2 separate regions of the Homo sapiens genome follow, and region 1 is linked to region 2. A link is an interaction called in ENCODE POLR2A ChIA-PET data of the cell type or tissue named here. Cell type or tissue: K562. All regions are shown on one strand. Links, peaks and the distances in the headings refer to the core of each region. The heading gives the core; the rest is flanking DNA.

Region 1 (5,000 bases), core at 1-5,000, 1.3 Mb after region 2:
CTCGAGGATAAAGTTAAACTTCAATTTATAAATGTGTGATGGTGGAGCATGCACCCCAAGCTTCTGGCTACACTGACAGCTTCTGTCTCACCAGATGGCCCAACCAAAAAGGGCTCTGTGAAATGAATTTGGAAACTGCAGCATCCTACACTCCCCCAGAGGAGCTGAACAAAGAAATATAGTACAGAAGTGTATGCCCTGAGGAGATCTGCAGGAAGGCTACCTGTTTGAACCATAGCCTCTGCATGGGCCAAATCTCTCTGGCCACTGACCCAATTCTTCTGTGTAGCACCTGTTAACCCACAGCATGGCATCTGCACAGCATCCTCAAGATATACTCTGGTGGAGAAAAAGCCCTTTTTAACCCAGGAGCCTGGCAGAAGCCTGTGTCTGTAATGTAGCTGATGACTGTGAGGCACCACCTACTCTCTTGAGCCTGTTGCCTCACCCAAAGGGTGGTGAGGATACCCGCAAGGGAGAAGAGGTTTGTAACATCCTTATAAACTATAAAAGGAACAGTAGAAAGGCACTGCTCCCCCAGTCTGGACTGGGGGCTGAGGCAGAGCATCCCTCCACATTATCCCTCCTGCAAAAAGAGATGACATGGGTCCAGAGCCAGCTCCTTGAAGCTCAAGGTGGGCCCAGGGCAGCTCTAAAGACTTAAGGGTTAAGATCATGACCTCACAGCTCTAGAGCAGGACATGACAAACCAGAGCCTGAGTATAGTGAAATCACCCACCTCAGCTCTCAGCCTAGGTGACAGAACCACCCCCTACCTGGAAGGATGGGCCCACCCAGTAGAGGCTGAAGAGTACTACCACCTCCTGCTGGTACTCAAGACACTCCTAAAGCCGTCCCTAGGAGTCCACCTCATGGGACCCCACTGCCTGGCAGTCAGAGCCCTGAGGAACTCCAGAAGGAGCAAAAGCTCCTTAGGGCAAGACTAAGTAAGGTAAAAACCAGTACTCATATACCTAGCCCAGGAGCTGGTGTTGTGCGGGAAGAACTGAACATATGACTATCACTTTACTTTTGCAGCCATCCTGACCAGTGGGCAAATGCGTGCTCTTCCTGCAAACCTTCCCTCATGTGTCCCTCGCTCTGTGAAGTCTTTCCTGATGCACTCACCTCTCCTGGGCTGTTTCTGCACTCTGGACAACTCCATTATCATGCAACTAATGGGAATGCCTGTCTTTCCTATGGGGCTTTAAGCTTCAAGAGGAGAGACTCCATCTCAATCCACTTTTATTTCCCTGTGCCCAGTTATTGCCTTCTATACAGTAGACACTTAATAAATGTCTAATGAACAATGGTGATCTTGAGCTCTCATTCCATTTGAAATCAGAACTCAAATAACGGAAGAGAGATTAAAATACCAGAGAAGCTACTGCAGTCTGATCTCCAAACATGTGCAAACTGTACTGCTAACTCCAGCCAGGAAAAAAGGCCCCTGAACTGCAGGGTGCATATCAACAAGCACAGCACAGTCGAGGATGGCACAAGAGTCTCCTCCATCCTCCCCAACAAGCTGCTCTGCGGGAGGCTCAGAGTAAACTCCGCACTATAAGAAGCAGTTTTATCCACGTCTGTGGGAGTGAGCTGGGTGACAGAATGATGTGGAGACATCTCTAAGGTTCACTTCAACTTTAAACCTATAAATCCGGGCCAGGCGCAGTGACTCATGCTTGTAATCCCAGCACTTTGGGAAGCTGAAGCGGGTAGATCACCTGAGGTCAGGAGTTCGAGACCAGCCTGGCCAACATGGCGAAACCGCATCTCTGTTAAAAATACAAAAATTAGCTAGGTGTGGTGGTGGGCACCTGTAATCCCAGCTACTCAGGAGGCTGAGGCAGGAGAATCGCTTGAACCCAGGAGGCGGAGGTTGCAGTGAGCTGAGATCGTGCCACTGCACTCTAGCCTGGGCAACAAGAGCGAAACTCTGTCGCCAAAACAAAGCAAAAAACAACAAAACTATAAATCCCTTTTATTTCAAAGTTGGAAATTAAACAGCGTCTCAGAAATGAAGGATTCTGTATTATCTGACTCTTAGGGCCAGAGTCCCACCCCAGAGAGCCTTGGTGAATCCGCTCAGGCCCCCGGACTCTGTGCATTCCCCAGGTGGCCTGGCCCATGGCCAGCTCCCTCTCTGTACACAGAAGTCAGGAAGAGGCTGGGGCAGCTGCGGGGGCTCAGCTCCCTGAGCTGTCCCCACTTACCTCATCAAAAGGCTTGGTGATGCTGGTCTCCAACTGCCAGTCCAGCGTCCTCCACACCTTTAGGCTGCGGTCATCAGCTTGAGAAGCTATGTATTTACCAACAGGGTCCCATGTCAACCCTTTGACCAAGCCAGAATGACCTCTCAGAGTAGCTAGAATTTCTGTGAAGAAAAAAGGAATGTGGAGAGGTGTTGTCTGAGGGAAACATGACCTGCAATCCATGGGCCATGGGATGGATATGCAAGAGAGGGGACTCAGCAGTCTGCCATGGCCAGCCCCCACACCAGACAGAAGCAGAAGGGCCTCCTCATTTGATCTCCACCAAGGCAAAAGCCAATTGAAGAAATGACAGCATCAAGGAGGCAGGCACCAAGGGGCTAGTTCTGATCCAGGTCTTATCTGTATCTAGCGGCCCTGCCTATGGCTGCCCTTCCTGGGCTGTGACACCAGCACTTCTGACGTTAGCCTCCCTGGTAGCTCCCTGATAAGGAGGAGGCCTACTAGCTCAAAGGGCCTGACTGTGGCTGAGTCTTTTATAAGTTATGGCTGAAGACAAAGGTGTGTACGACGGTACCCCATATAGATCTGTAATCCAAATGCTACTCCGGTCTCTAAAGCTTCCCTCTCCATAGCCAGACTGAGTGTTTCCACACATGCTGGTGGCTTTCAAAGAGTTAAAATGACCTGGATCCATAAGGAAAGCATACTTCAAATACAGAGCTGAAATATGAGAAGAATTTTACTAGTTATAAACTGCAGCACTGTGCCAGGTTATGCCATCTGTTGTGACTTTAAACACAATGAATAAGAAAAATCAATCTTTTGCAAAACTGGGTTTGTGTTAGCCCGTATCTGCTCAAGGGTTTCACAGAGGAGATGGTGACTGAGCTGAGCCCAGAGCCCAGTGGTGGGGGTGCACACAGCAGGTTTAGGAGCATCAGGGTCCCCAACAACAGCTGCCCATCCATTACCCTCCTGATCTGTGGCATGCCATGCTAGCACTCAGTTACCATTTTTCTTAAGCATGAATCTCTTTTTAAAGCTTAAACAAATGTAACTGACAAAGAAAAACTGACAAGACACATAAATCCTAGGCCACTGTGACACATCTGTTGCCACCAAGACTAAGGAGACAGCCCAACCCCTGCTCCAGAAACTGACAGGCAGTACTGCTTGCTGTTAACCAGTCAGAGGAGGCCCCAGACCTGGGAACTTTACAGCATTCCAGATGACGACAGTGTTATCCACGCTGCATGAGGCTAGCCAGGCATCGTGGGGAGACCATGCTACATCCATCACATCTGAAAGAAGACAGAGGGTTCTGGTGAGATCTCTTACCTGGTGATGCCCTTGTCTATTAGCTTGGCCAGTGCCCCTGGGACCTGGGACCATCATAACCACTCTGGTATTTTTTAACCAACCTGAAAAAACTCCCCCCAGAATTTTTCAATTGGTCATAAATTTAAAGCATCTAACCGACCCCAGTGCCTCACTCCTTTTACAGACGAAGCAACTGAGGGCGTGGTTCAGAGCTTGGGCACCATATGGCACCACACCCATGCATGAGAGCCTGCTACTTCGTGGGTCTGTGGCCTGGAGCATGCTCCTCAGCCCTGCTGACTTGCTTTGCCAATCATAACAGGGCCTTCCTCCGAGAGCCTTCTGAGCATGAGACACAGTGGGTAAAGCACATGGCAGAATGCCTGGCACAGTCAGAACTCCAGGGCTGCTGACAACTGAACACAAGTCATCTTGAGGCCCTCGTCTGGTTCATGGACTGGGTCTCATCTCCCAGACCCTGACAGGAGTACCCCTTCACTATGGAGCCTCCAAACAGAATTATTCACATTCACTTCTTTGTGACTCCATTTTATCATTTGTTAAGTGCAGATTAAAAAACAAAATCTAGGCCAGGTGCAGGGACTCACGTCTGTAATCTCAGCATTTTGGGAGGCTGAGGTGGGCAGATCGCTTGAGCCCAGAGGTACAATACCAGCCTAGGCAACATGGCAAAACCCTATCTCTACAAAAAATTGGCTGGGCTTGGTAGCACATGCCTGTATCCCCAGCTACACAGGAAGTTGAGGTGGGAGGATCACTTGAGCCCAGGGAGGTTAAGGCTGCAGTGACCATGATTGCACCACTGCACTCCAGGCTGGGCAACAGAGTAAGACCCTGTCTCAAAAAACAAACAAAAAAACCAATGAAACAAAAAACCCCAAAACCTATCCTCATAGGGTCACTGTAAGGATTAAATGTGATAAACTGCTGCAACACCATGCCAGGCACACACCAAGGCATCGATGAGGGTCCGCTGTGACGATGGTGCCAACCTTGCCTATCCTGCCATCAGGGGTGAAGGGCGCAGTCTTAGTTATTTCTCTAACCTCAGCGCCTGGTGCAGTGCTAGGTATACAGAAGAATGATTGGTGAGTTGAAGAAACAAACATAGCAGCAAGGTAATAGCTATCAAGTCCTTTCTTTGTACAAGAGGTTTAAGCAAAATATTCCAAATATCTATTGTATTTTTTCCAGTTAAAAAAAAACTATAGTAACAGCTTAACAGGTTTTTTTTTTTTTTTCAAATTGTCTCACATGCTGTGGTTCACATTTTGTATTCTAAATGCCTATGTGATCTTCACAGCTTCTTTCCTTTTTTGCCCTGCATTCTATGTGGTTGAGAGTATTCACTACTATTAATTGACCTAATTTAACACTGAAGATTAACTGGATTCTGGTTTTTTGGGCCCGTGTGTATTTGTCACTCTCCATACTCCAGATTAT
Region 2 (10,406 bases), core at 3,285-8,284:
CCAGCCTGACCAACATGGAGAAACCCCGTCTCTACTAAAAATACAAAAATATAGCTGGGCATGGTGGTGCACAGCTGTAATCCCAGCTACTTGGGAGGCTGAGGCAGGAGAACCGCTTGAACCTGGAGGCGGAGGTTGCAGTGAGCCAAGATGGTGCCATTGCACTCCAGCCTGGGCGAGACAGTGAGACTTCGTCTCGGAAAAAAAAAAAAGATACTAGCTTGGGAACAATATATCAAAAATTTCACATGTAGGCCAGGCATGTTGACTCATGCATGTAATCCCAGCACTTTGGGAGGCTGAGGCAGGCAGCTCACTTGAGCCCAGGAGTTTGAGACCAGCCTGGGCAACATGGTGAAACCCCATCTCTACAAAACAATTTTAAAAAATAAGCTGGTCATGATGGCACACAGCTGTACTCCCAGCTACTTGGGAGGCTGAGGCAGGAGGATAGCTTGAGCCCAGGAGATTGTGAGGCTGCAGTGAGCCGTGTTGGCACCCCAGCCTGGGCAATACAGCAAGACCCTGTTGCCAAAAAAAAAAAAAAATTCTCATCTAAGTGAACACTGCCTTCCCATTGATGACCTTGAGAGGTTAGAGACCAATGGCAGTGACGGTGATCACATTATTATTTGAAGCCTTATTTGAATATTTAAGACTTAGTATGTTTGTTTAAAAAAATAATCATGTTGCATCATAACCATACTTTGTAAGACCAGATTACCGGTGACCGCTCGTGATGTTAAGCTAGTGAAGACAATGCAAGGTGGCCTGAAGCAGCATGAGGCAGACCATGGTCCCGACCTGCATTGGCTGGTGCTGGCTGCAGCTGCTGATGGAGGCTACAAACAGTGATAGAAGCATGCAGAAGCTACACAGCACAGGCCAAGGTGCTGTGGGAGAGGCGGAGGAGGAACACTGACCACTGGCGGCCTGGGGACACGGGAGGGCTGGCTTCTGAAACTCCATGGTGTGAGAATTCTGATCGCAGTAGGTAACTTTTCTGATGGGAAAGGTGCAGCATTGGTGGAAAAACAGGAGATGGCACTCAAGAATTTATACTGGAGAGAGACCAAGGACAGAGATTCTAAAAGCTTAAAGAAGGATAAACACCCGTGGCATGGGCATTCGTGTGTGTGTGTGTGTGTGTGTGTGTGTGTGTGTGTGTGTGAATTGCCAGAGCAAACTCTTATCCACCATGTTGTGCAAAAGTTATTAGGTTGATTAAGTTGTTGGCTTTTCTTTCCACGGGTTTGATAGAAAGTACGCACACACATCTTTTGTGTGGTATGACAGTGTGTGTGTACTCAGGGGAGGGTGCACGGGAGGTCAGTGGAAGCTTGTGTGTGGAGGGCAGGGGAGGATTTGGGTGTGAAAAGCCCAGAAATAGGGTGAGAGGCAATGTGTTCCATAGCCAAGGGTGAGAGTCAGGCAGAGATTTGCTTTCTTGGGCTTTGAGTCATGCCGATACTCATCGCTTAGCCTCATATATGGTAAGAATGGAGCGGGTGCTCTCTGTCTCAGTCTCTCCCTCACTCTCTCTTTTTCCCCCAGCAGCTGTGCAAAGCTTAAACCATGTGACCCTGAAAGCACAACACTGAAAGCCTCTGGCTGTGCCAAGAGGAGAGTGTAGGGAGACAAAGGCCAAGGCCAGGGCCAGGGCCAGCTGCCAGGAACTCCCATCCCCAGCAGGGATACAGAGAAATAACAGCAAGACGCCATTCGCCGACGCTCTCCTCATCAGGCCAACTCTCTAACTTGGAGATGAGGCCCTCCCGACTTTCTTTCCCGGCTCCCACCCTCCTGTCCACCCACCTCCTCAGAGTGAAACCCCAGGGCCCAGGAGCCAAATGCTGTCCTCTCTCTCTCTGGAGGGCCTGGGGGGCACCTGTACAGGCCAGATGGAGTCCTGAAGAGCTCAGGGTTTTGGAGTATAGGAGAGGGAGGAGACCCTCTGGAGGGTGGAGTCTGGAAGTTCAATAAGGTCTGTAGGATTTGAATAGCAGGATCAGCTCGGTATAACTGAGACACAGTCTTTGCACAAGGCTAAGACATCTCTTCCAGTCACATTCCAGTTTATGCAATGCACCTGCTGTTGGCTGATGGCCTCTGCTAGGAGGCCTTCAGGAGGAAGTAGAACCAATTTGGTGCCCTCATCCTTCCTCTCTCTTTCTTTACTTCTCCAGGCCCACCGCAACCTCATCAATCCTTACCTGAAGTCTTAGTTCTACCACAGGCCCGAGACCTAGATATTCTGGTTGGACTTCTTACCAGATCCACAAGGCGCTGCATATATCCTCTTAAAATAGCCATTTGTACTTCCCTGGGTCTTGCTCTGTTACCCATGCTGGAGTGTAGTGGTGCGATCACAGCTCACTGCAGCCTTGACTTCCCGGGCTTAAGCGATCCTCCCACCTCCCACCTCTGCTTCCTGAGTAGCTGGGACCATTGGCGTGCAACACCACACCCTGCTAATTCTTATAGAGACAGGGTCTCACTATATTGTCCAGACTGGTCTCAAACTCCTGGGCTCAAGTGAGCTACCTGCTTCGACCTCCCAAAGCGCTGGGATTACAGGCGTGAGCCACTGTGCCTGGCCCTGATTTTTAAAATACTCACTTCTACATACCCTTTCTCTCAAAAAATAAAATGAGATTAATTAGTAATTAAAATATACTCAAAAAAGCTAATAATATGAAAGTATTATTACGTAATTATTACATAAAGTGACACATCACACATCCTGCTGATGTGTGTGAAAAGGACAATTGTTAACTATGAAAACATTGGCAGTATTTTAATGGGTACATTTAGTACACCCAATGGGTTATTTTTTGAGGTGTCAGATTCAGGTTTTGTCTTCTCACAAGGCATCCATTTGACAAGTAGCCTCTGCCTAATGTTTTTATTGGGTAACAGTGATATCAATGTAGCCTTTGCTACTTGTCAAATGTCACTGACACCCAATGAAAACATCAGACTTTTAACATTGGCTGCCATTTTCATTCAAGACAATGAATGAAACCCACATCAAAATTATTATTATTATTATTATTATTATTTTTGAGATGGAGTTTCACTCTTGTTGCTCAGGCTGGAGTGCAATGGCACGATCTTGGCTCACCGCAACCTCCGCCTCCCAGGTTCATGTGATTCTCCTGCCTCAGCCTCCCGAGTAGCTGGGATTACAGGCATGCACCACCATGCCCAGCTATATTTTTGTATTTTTAGTAGAGACAGGGTTTCTCCATGTTGGTCAAGCTGGTCTCAAACTCCTGACCTCAGGTGATCCACCCACCCGGGCCTCCCAAAGTGCTGGGGTTACAGGCGTGAGCCACGGTGCCCAGCCTATTATTATTTTCTTGAGATAGAGTTTTGCTCTTGTTGCCCAGGCTGGCGTGCAATGTTGTGGTCTCGACTCACTGCAACCTCTGCCTCCTAGGTTCAAGCGATTCTCCTGCCTCAGCCTCCCGAGTAGCTGGGATTATAGGCACCCACCACCATGTCTGGCTAATTTTTGTATTTTTAGTAGAGATGGAGTTTCACCATGTTGGCCAGGCTGGTCTTGAACTCCTGACCTCAGGTGATCTGCCTGCCATGGCCTCCCAGAGTGCTGGAATTACAGGTGTGAGCCACTGAGCCTGGCCATCAAAATTATTTTATGCGCTTTTCTACTGTGTGAAATTTGGTTACAATCATTCAATTTTATTCTTTATTATTTTTATTGTTTTGAGACAGGGTCTCACTTTGTCTTCCAGGCTGGAGTGCGATCTCAGCTCACTACAACCTCAATCTCCTGGGCTTCAGCAATCCTCCCACCTCAGTTCCCTGAGTAGCTGAGAGTACAGCCACATGCCACCATGCCCGGCTAAATTTTTTTTTTTTTTTTTTGAGACAGAGTCTTGCTCTGTTGCCCAGGCTGGAGTACAGTGGTGCCATCTCGGCTCACTGCAAACTCCGCCTCCAGGGTTCACGCCATTCTCCTGCCTCAGCCTCCCAAGTAGCTGGGACTACAGGCACCCACCACCACGCCCAGCTAGTTTTTGTATTTTTAGTAGAGACGGGGTTTCACCGTGTTAGTCAGGATGGTCTCGATCTCCTGACCTCGTGATCCGCCCGCCTAGGCCTCCCAAAGTGCTGGGATTACAGGCGTGAGCCACCGGGCACGCCCTACTACTGACTGGGTCTTTCTGAAGATGAATACAGAACCCCACCATTGAAAACGGCGCTGACTGCAGTTTGGCTTCAAGATAGGAACTTGAACGAATTGAACTTCAGGTGTATCTAGATAGCATTTGGGAGGGCATCCAGTTGGGTCAAAACCAGATCATCATTCATAGAAGGAAAAAGAAGCAGACAGGTCAACCCAAAGGGCCACATGACTGAGTTAAAACAGAGAACTTTCTTCAGAAGTTTAGTTATTATGCAGATCTCGCCACACACAACGATGATGCTTAGAAGAACCTAGGGCCCCTCGGCGGGGAACAACATGTCTTTATTAGCCTTGACAATACTTTCCAACAAACTACATTGACTTTTTAAATAACGATTTTATTTCTTAGAGACAGGGTTTTCTTGCTACTGTTGGCTGGGCACAGTGGCTCATGCCTGTAATCTCAACACTTTGAGAAGCCAAGGATGGGAGACTGCTTGGAGCCAAGAGTTTAAGGCTAGCCTGGGCAACATGGCGAGACCCTATCTCTACAAAAAAAAAAAAAAAAAAAAAAAAAAAAAATTAGCCGGGCATGGTGGTAAGCCCTTGTAGTCCCAGCTACTCAGGAGGCTGACGTGGGAGGATCCCTTGAGAATGTGAGTTGGAGGCTGTAGATGAGCCTGATCGTGCCAGTGTACTCCAGCCTGGGTGACAGAGCCAGACCCTGTCTTAAACAAAAACAGAAAGAAAGCAGTGCTAATGGCACGTACATGATCCCAAATAGCCTCCTGGAATCTCACCCCACATCGTCCGGTGCTCCGGACGTTCTCTGTGTATGGAGTCACACCTCACGTTTTGTTAGGCAGAAGGTGCGGGTGTTATGAAACATAAGTAAGCTAATGAGAATAAACAAGAATCTTTTTCTCTAGGGCCTGAGAATATTTAAGGAACATAGCTCTAAAGTCCCCCCCTCATCTGCCAGTGCATTTAAGATTCCAGAAAGCAGAAGACCGATTCCGGACCACACAGGAAGCCCGACGCCCGACGAGAACGGGCACGGAGGCGCTGCCTGCGCGCAGCTGGTTTACATTCCCTTGCTGCCGCAGAATCACGCGGTGCCTCGAGCAACTCCTTTGACCCTCTTAGAACCCATTCCTTTTCCAAGGGGATTAGTTCCTTCCGTGCAAAGGCAGACAGAAACGCGTTCTGCCCCTGTCCATTTAGGGAGCTCGGCAAACACCACGTGCCGCTCGCTGCTGTGACGAGCGCCTTCCACCCAGTTATCTCTCCGCCCTCCGCGTTTTATCTGCCTCACAGTGCCTTTAACGGATTTCCTTTCCTGTTCCCCTCCTATTCCAAGTGCTTCAGGTGTTCAAGTAATCATAGCGATTTTAAAAGCCTCTCCTGTTTCTTGCCTGGGAAGTCAGATGGACCCACAGGAAGAATTCACCTCAAGGCTCAGGTGAAGACTGCGAGAAAGGTGGCACCTAGAGCAGAGAAGGATGGCAAATTGTGATTTTGACACGTGGCCTGAGCCACGGTTCTGATTCCTGGCGTGAAAACCCAAGGAGGCCTGAGGGGGCCTCAGCACTGGCTGTGCTTCCCTCATCTTTCCTTCTGTTTAATGAATCTACTCTGCAGAGAGCAGAGCAAAGGAGACCCATGGTCCTCGATGAGCCCATCTTTTTATTTATTTATTTATTTATTTTCCGGGACTGAGTCTCGCTCTGTTGCCCAGGCTGGAGTGCAGTGGCATGGTCTCAGCTCACTGCAACCTCCACTTCCCGGGTTCAAGCAATTCTCCTGCCTCAGCCTCCTGAGTAGCTGGGATTACAGGTGCCTGCCACCACACCCAGCTAATTTTTGTATTTTTAGTAGACACAGGGTTTCACCATGTTGTCCAGGCTGGTCTTGAACTCCTGACCTCAGGTGATCCGCCCACCTCAGCCTCCCAAAGTGCTGGGATTACAGGCTTGAGCCACTGCTCCCGGCTGAACCCATCTTTTAATTTTTTGAAATAGGGTCTCGCTGTGTCGCCTAGGCTGGAGTGCCATGGCGCAATCACAGCTCACTGCAGTCTCGATCTCCTGGGCTCAAGCAATCCTCCCACCTGTCTCCTGAATATCTGGGACTACAGGCGAGCGCAACCTTGCCTGGCTAATTTATTTTTTTTTTTGTATTTTTAGTAGAGACAGGGTTTCACCGTGTTAGCCAGGATGGTCTCAATCTCCTAACCTCATGATCCGCCCGCCTCGGCCTCCCAAAGTGCTGGGATTACAGGCGTGAGCCACCGCGCCCCGGCTTTTTTTGTTTTTTGTTTTTTTTTTAAGACAGAATCTCCCTCTGTCGCCCAGGCTGGAGTGCTGTGGTGCGATCTCGGCTCACTGCAACCTCCACCTCCCGGGTTCAAGTGATTCTCCTGCCTCAGCCTCCCAAGTAGCTGGGACTACAGGCACCCGCCACCATGCCTGGCTTTTTTTTTTTTTGTATTTCTAGTAGAGACAGGGTTTCACCATGTTGGCCAGGCTGGTCTTGAACTCCTGACCTCAAGTAATCCGCCTACCTCAGCCTCCCAAAGTGCTGGGATTACAGGCGAGAGCCACCGCGCCGTTTTTGCTTTTCTAGAGCATTATTAGAGAAGTTTTCCAAATGTTCATTGTTATCCTGAGTGGGCTGAGGGTAGCTGAGAGGGCAGTTAAGGGGTTGAGATGGGGGAGAATGGACTAGAAGAACCCTGTGCCCTAGAGAATCTAGAGAAGTGTCTGCACAATGGCAGGGAGCCATGGCTCCAGGGAAAGGCAGGCCGAGGACAGGACTTGAGTTGCCTTTTAGGGAAGCAGCCTTACCAGCAATTCCAGTTTGAAAAATTACTTTGCCAGCACAGATCAAGACTTGGCTCCTTCTGTCTGGAACAGTATGAGGACGACGTCTTTGGGGTTCTACCCTGCGTCTCCCCAGTCACTCCCTAGCCCATCATTTAAGGGAGGCAGTGGAGATTCTAGGACCCGTTTGCTGGGGTAGGTCCCAGAGGCCTCAGAGGAAGCCTGGCCTCACAGTTGGATAAGGCTGGTAAATATTAGCAACAAAACGGATTACTATGCTGTGCAAGGAACAGGAAGTCTATGCACCCGATTTTTAGGGGAGAGAGAGGTCAGGCTGGGTTTTGGTGCAAACTTTCTGGTTATCTTTCTGCCAGAATCTTCCCCAATGAGCTCTTCCCCACATGCACCGCGTGTGGCAATCCTGGGCAGAGGTAAAGCGATAAAGATGGTGGGAAACCTGCTGCTGCTTCAGGGAATCAGGCCCCCAGAGAAACAAACCGACAGGAGGCTTCTGTGCTAAAGCAGGTGAGGCTGCCCTGCTTGAGCACTGGGGTGGTCCTGGGCAGGAGTCATGGTGGAGATGGACAGGACACCCTGGGGACTGTAGGCTGCCTTGTTTCAGCAGCAGAAGGGTCTCTGTCCCTCTCTGAGGCCAAGTTTCTATGGGGACTCTTGGAACCATCTCTTCTCTGCTTACGTGGCTTCTCCCTTTTCTCTCCCAAAGTTTTAACCCCCAATCCTCTCTCTTGTTATTTGTAATTAAAAAGAAAAGATTGGCCAGGTGCAGTGGCTCACACCTGTAATCCCAGCGCTTTGGGAGGCCGAGGTGGGTGGATCACCTGAGGTCAGGAGTTCGAGACCAGCCTGGCCAACATGGCGAAACCCGTCTCTACTAAAAATACAAAAAAATTAGCTGGGTGTGGTGGCACACGCCTGTAATCCCAGCTACTCAGAGGCTGAGGGAGGAGAATTGCTTGAACCCTGGAGACGGAGGTTGCAGTGAGCTGATTGCACCACTGCATTCCAGCCTGGGTGACAAAGTGAGACGCCGGAAAAGAAAAGGAGAGGGGAGGGGAAGGGAGGGGAGGGGAGATTCCCTTAACGTTAATATTAATACCAGGCAGATGCGGCGGCTCATGCCTGTAACCCCAGCACTTTGGGAGGCCAAGGCAGGCAGACTGCTTGAGCTCAGGAGTTCGAGATCAGCTTGAACAATGCGGTGAAACCCCTCTACTAAAAAAACAGAAACAACAAAAACCAAAAAACCCCCAAAACCTGAGGTGGGAGGATCACCTGTACCTGGGGAGGTGGAGGCTGCAGTGAGCCACAATCATGCCACTGCATTCTAGGCTTGGCAAAAAAGCAAGACCCTGTCTCAAAAAAATTAAAAAAAATTAATATGAATAGCACTTACATTGTGCTGTGCAAGGAACTGTTTTAACCGCTTCACACATACTCATTTAATCTTCACATAACTCCTCTAAGGGAGTAGATGCTATGATATATTTTAAAGAAGAAGAAGCCTGGACATGGTGGCTCACACCTGTAATCTCAGCACTTTGGGAGGCCAAGACAGGCGGATCACTGGAGGTCAGGAGTTCAAGACCAGCCTAGCCAACATGGTGAAACCTCGTTTCTACTAAAAATGCAAAAAAAAAAAAAATTAGCTGGGCATGGTGGCGGGTGCCTGTAATCCCAGCTACTCGGGAGGCTGAGGCAGGACAATCGCTTGAACCCGGGAGGTGGAGGTTGCAGTGTGCTGAAATCGAACCACTGTACTCTAGCCTGGGTGAGAGAGGCTCTGTCTCAAAAAAGAAAAAAAGGGCCGGGCGCGGTGGTTCACTCCTGTAATCCCCAGCACTTTAGAAGGCAGAGGCGGGCGGATCCCGAGGTCAAGAGATCGAGACCATCCTGGTTAACACGGTGAAACCCCATCTCTACTAAAAATACAAAAAGTTAGCTGGGTGTGGTGGTGGGCGCCTGTAGTCCCAGCCATTCAGGAGGCTGAGGCAGAAGAATGACGTGAACCCGGGAAGCAGAGCTTGCAGTGAGCCGAGATCGTGCCACTGCACTCCAGCCTGAGCAACAGAGCGAGACTCCATCTCCAAAAAAAACCAAAAAACACACACACAAAAAAGGCAGCAGCAGCAGAGGCACCGGGGTTTCAGTGAGTTGCCCCAGGTCATGTTGTGTCCGGAATTGGTGGGTTCTTGGTTTCACTGACTTCAAGAGTGAAGCCACGGACCCTCGCGGTGAGTGTTACAGCTCTTAAAGTGGCGCGTCTGGAGTTTGTTCCTTCTGATGTTCGGACGTGTTCAGTTTCTTTCTCCCCGTGGGTTCGTTGTCTCGCTGGCTTCAGGAGTGATGCTGCAGATCTTCGTGGTGAGTGTTACAGCTCATAAAGGCAGTATGGACCCAAAGAGTGCGCAGCAGCATGATTTATTGCAAAGAGCAAAAGAACAAAGCTATCACACTAAGGAAGGAGGCCAGAGCGAGTTGCCTCTGCCGGCTCGGGCAGCCTGCTTTTATTCTCTTATCTGGCCCCACCCACATCCTGCTGATTGGTAGAGCTGAGTGGTCTGTTTTGACAGGGCGCTGATTGGTGCGTTTACAATCCCTGAGCTAGACACAAAGGTTCTCCACGTCCCCACCAGATTAGGTAGATAGGGAGTGTGGACACAAAGGTTCTCCAAGGCCCCACCAGAGTAGCTAGATACAGTGTCGATTGGTGCATTCACAAACCCTGAGCTAGACACAGGGTGCTGATTGGTGTGTTTACAAACCTTGAGCTAGATACAGAGTGCTGATTGGTGTATTTACAATCCCCGAGCTAGACATAAAGGTTCTCCAAGGCCCCACCAGAGTAGCTAGATACAGAGTGTCAATTAGTGCATTCACAAACCCTGAGCTAGAAACAGGGTGCTGATTGGTGTGTTTACAAACCTTGAGCTAGATACAGAGTGCCAATTGGTGTATTTACAATCCCTGAGCTAGACATAAAGGTTCTCCACGTCCCCACCAGACTCAGGAGCTCAGCTTGGCTTCACCCAGTGGATCCCGCACAGGGGCTGCAGGTGGAGCTGCCTGCCAGTCCCGCACTCCTCAGCCCTTGGGTGGTCGATGGGACTGGGCGCCATCGAGCAGGGGGCGGCGCTCGTCGGGGAGGCTTGGGCCGCACAGGAGCCCACGGAGGGGGTGGGAGGCTCAGGCATGGCGGGCTGCAGGTCCCGAGCCCTGCCCCGCGGGAAGGCAGCTAAGGCCCGGCGAGAAATCGAGCGCAGCGCTGGTGGGCCGGCACTGCTGAGGGACCCAGTACACCCTCCGCAGCCGCTGGCCCGGGGGCTAAGCCCTTCATTGCCCGGGGCCGGCAGGGCCGGCCGGCTGCTCCGAGTGCGGGGCCCGCCAAGCCCACGCCCACCCGGAACTCCAGC

Evidence for each region. ChIA-PET counts read pairs that join two places held together with the same protein. Peaks named below come from ENCODE experiments on the same cell type or tissue, not always from the same donor. Only the 100,000 strongest peaks of a DNase experiment are listed, where the experiment ranks them.
Region 1: POLR2A ChIA-PET joins it to region 2 with 5 read pairs; 1 of 35 experiments calls an interaction of 5 or more read pairs at or near these places.

The regions. Positions count from the first base shown.
Region 1 is chr22:19,394,571-19,399,570 of GRCh38, forward strand. HIRA (histone cell cycle regulator) reads right to left here. Exons shown (of 25, transcript NM_003325.4): 6 at 3,422-3,517; 7 at 2,217-2,377. Among named protein-coding and RNA genes, the nearest start is that of HIRA, 35 kb to the right of the region's middle. In K562, for the core only: no CTCF peak of the experiment used is centred there; DNase peaks (open chromatin) are centred at 2,171, 2,661, 3,131 and 3,371; H3K4me3 peaks cover 251 bases.
Region 2 is chr22:18,043,286-18,053,691 of GRCh38, forward strand. No RefSeq gene overlaps it. Among named protein-coding and RNA genes, the nearest start is that of LINC01634, 19 kb to the left of the region's middle. In K562, for the core only: no CTCF peak of the experiment used is centred there; a DNase peak (open chromatin) is centred at 5,406; H3K27me3 peaks cover 840 bases.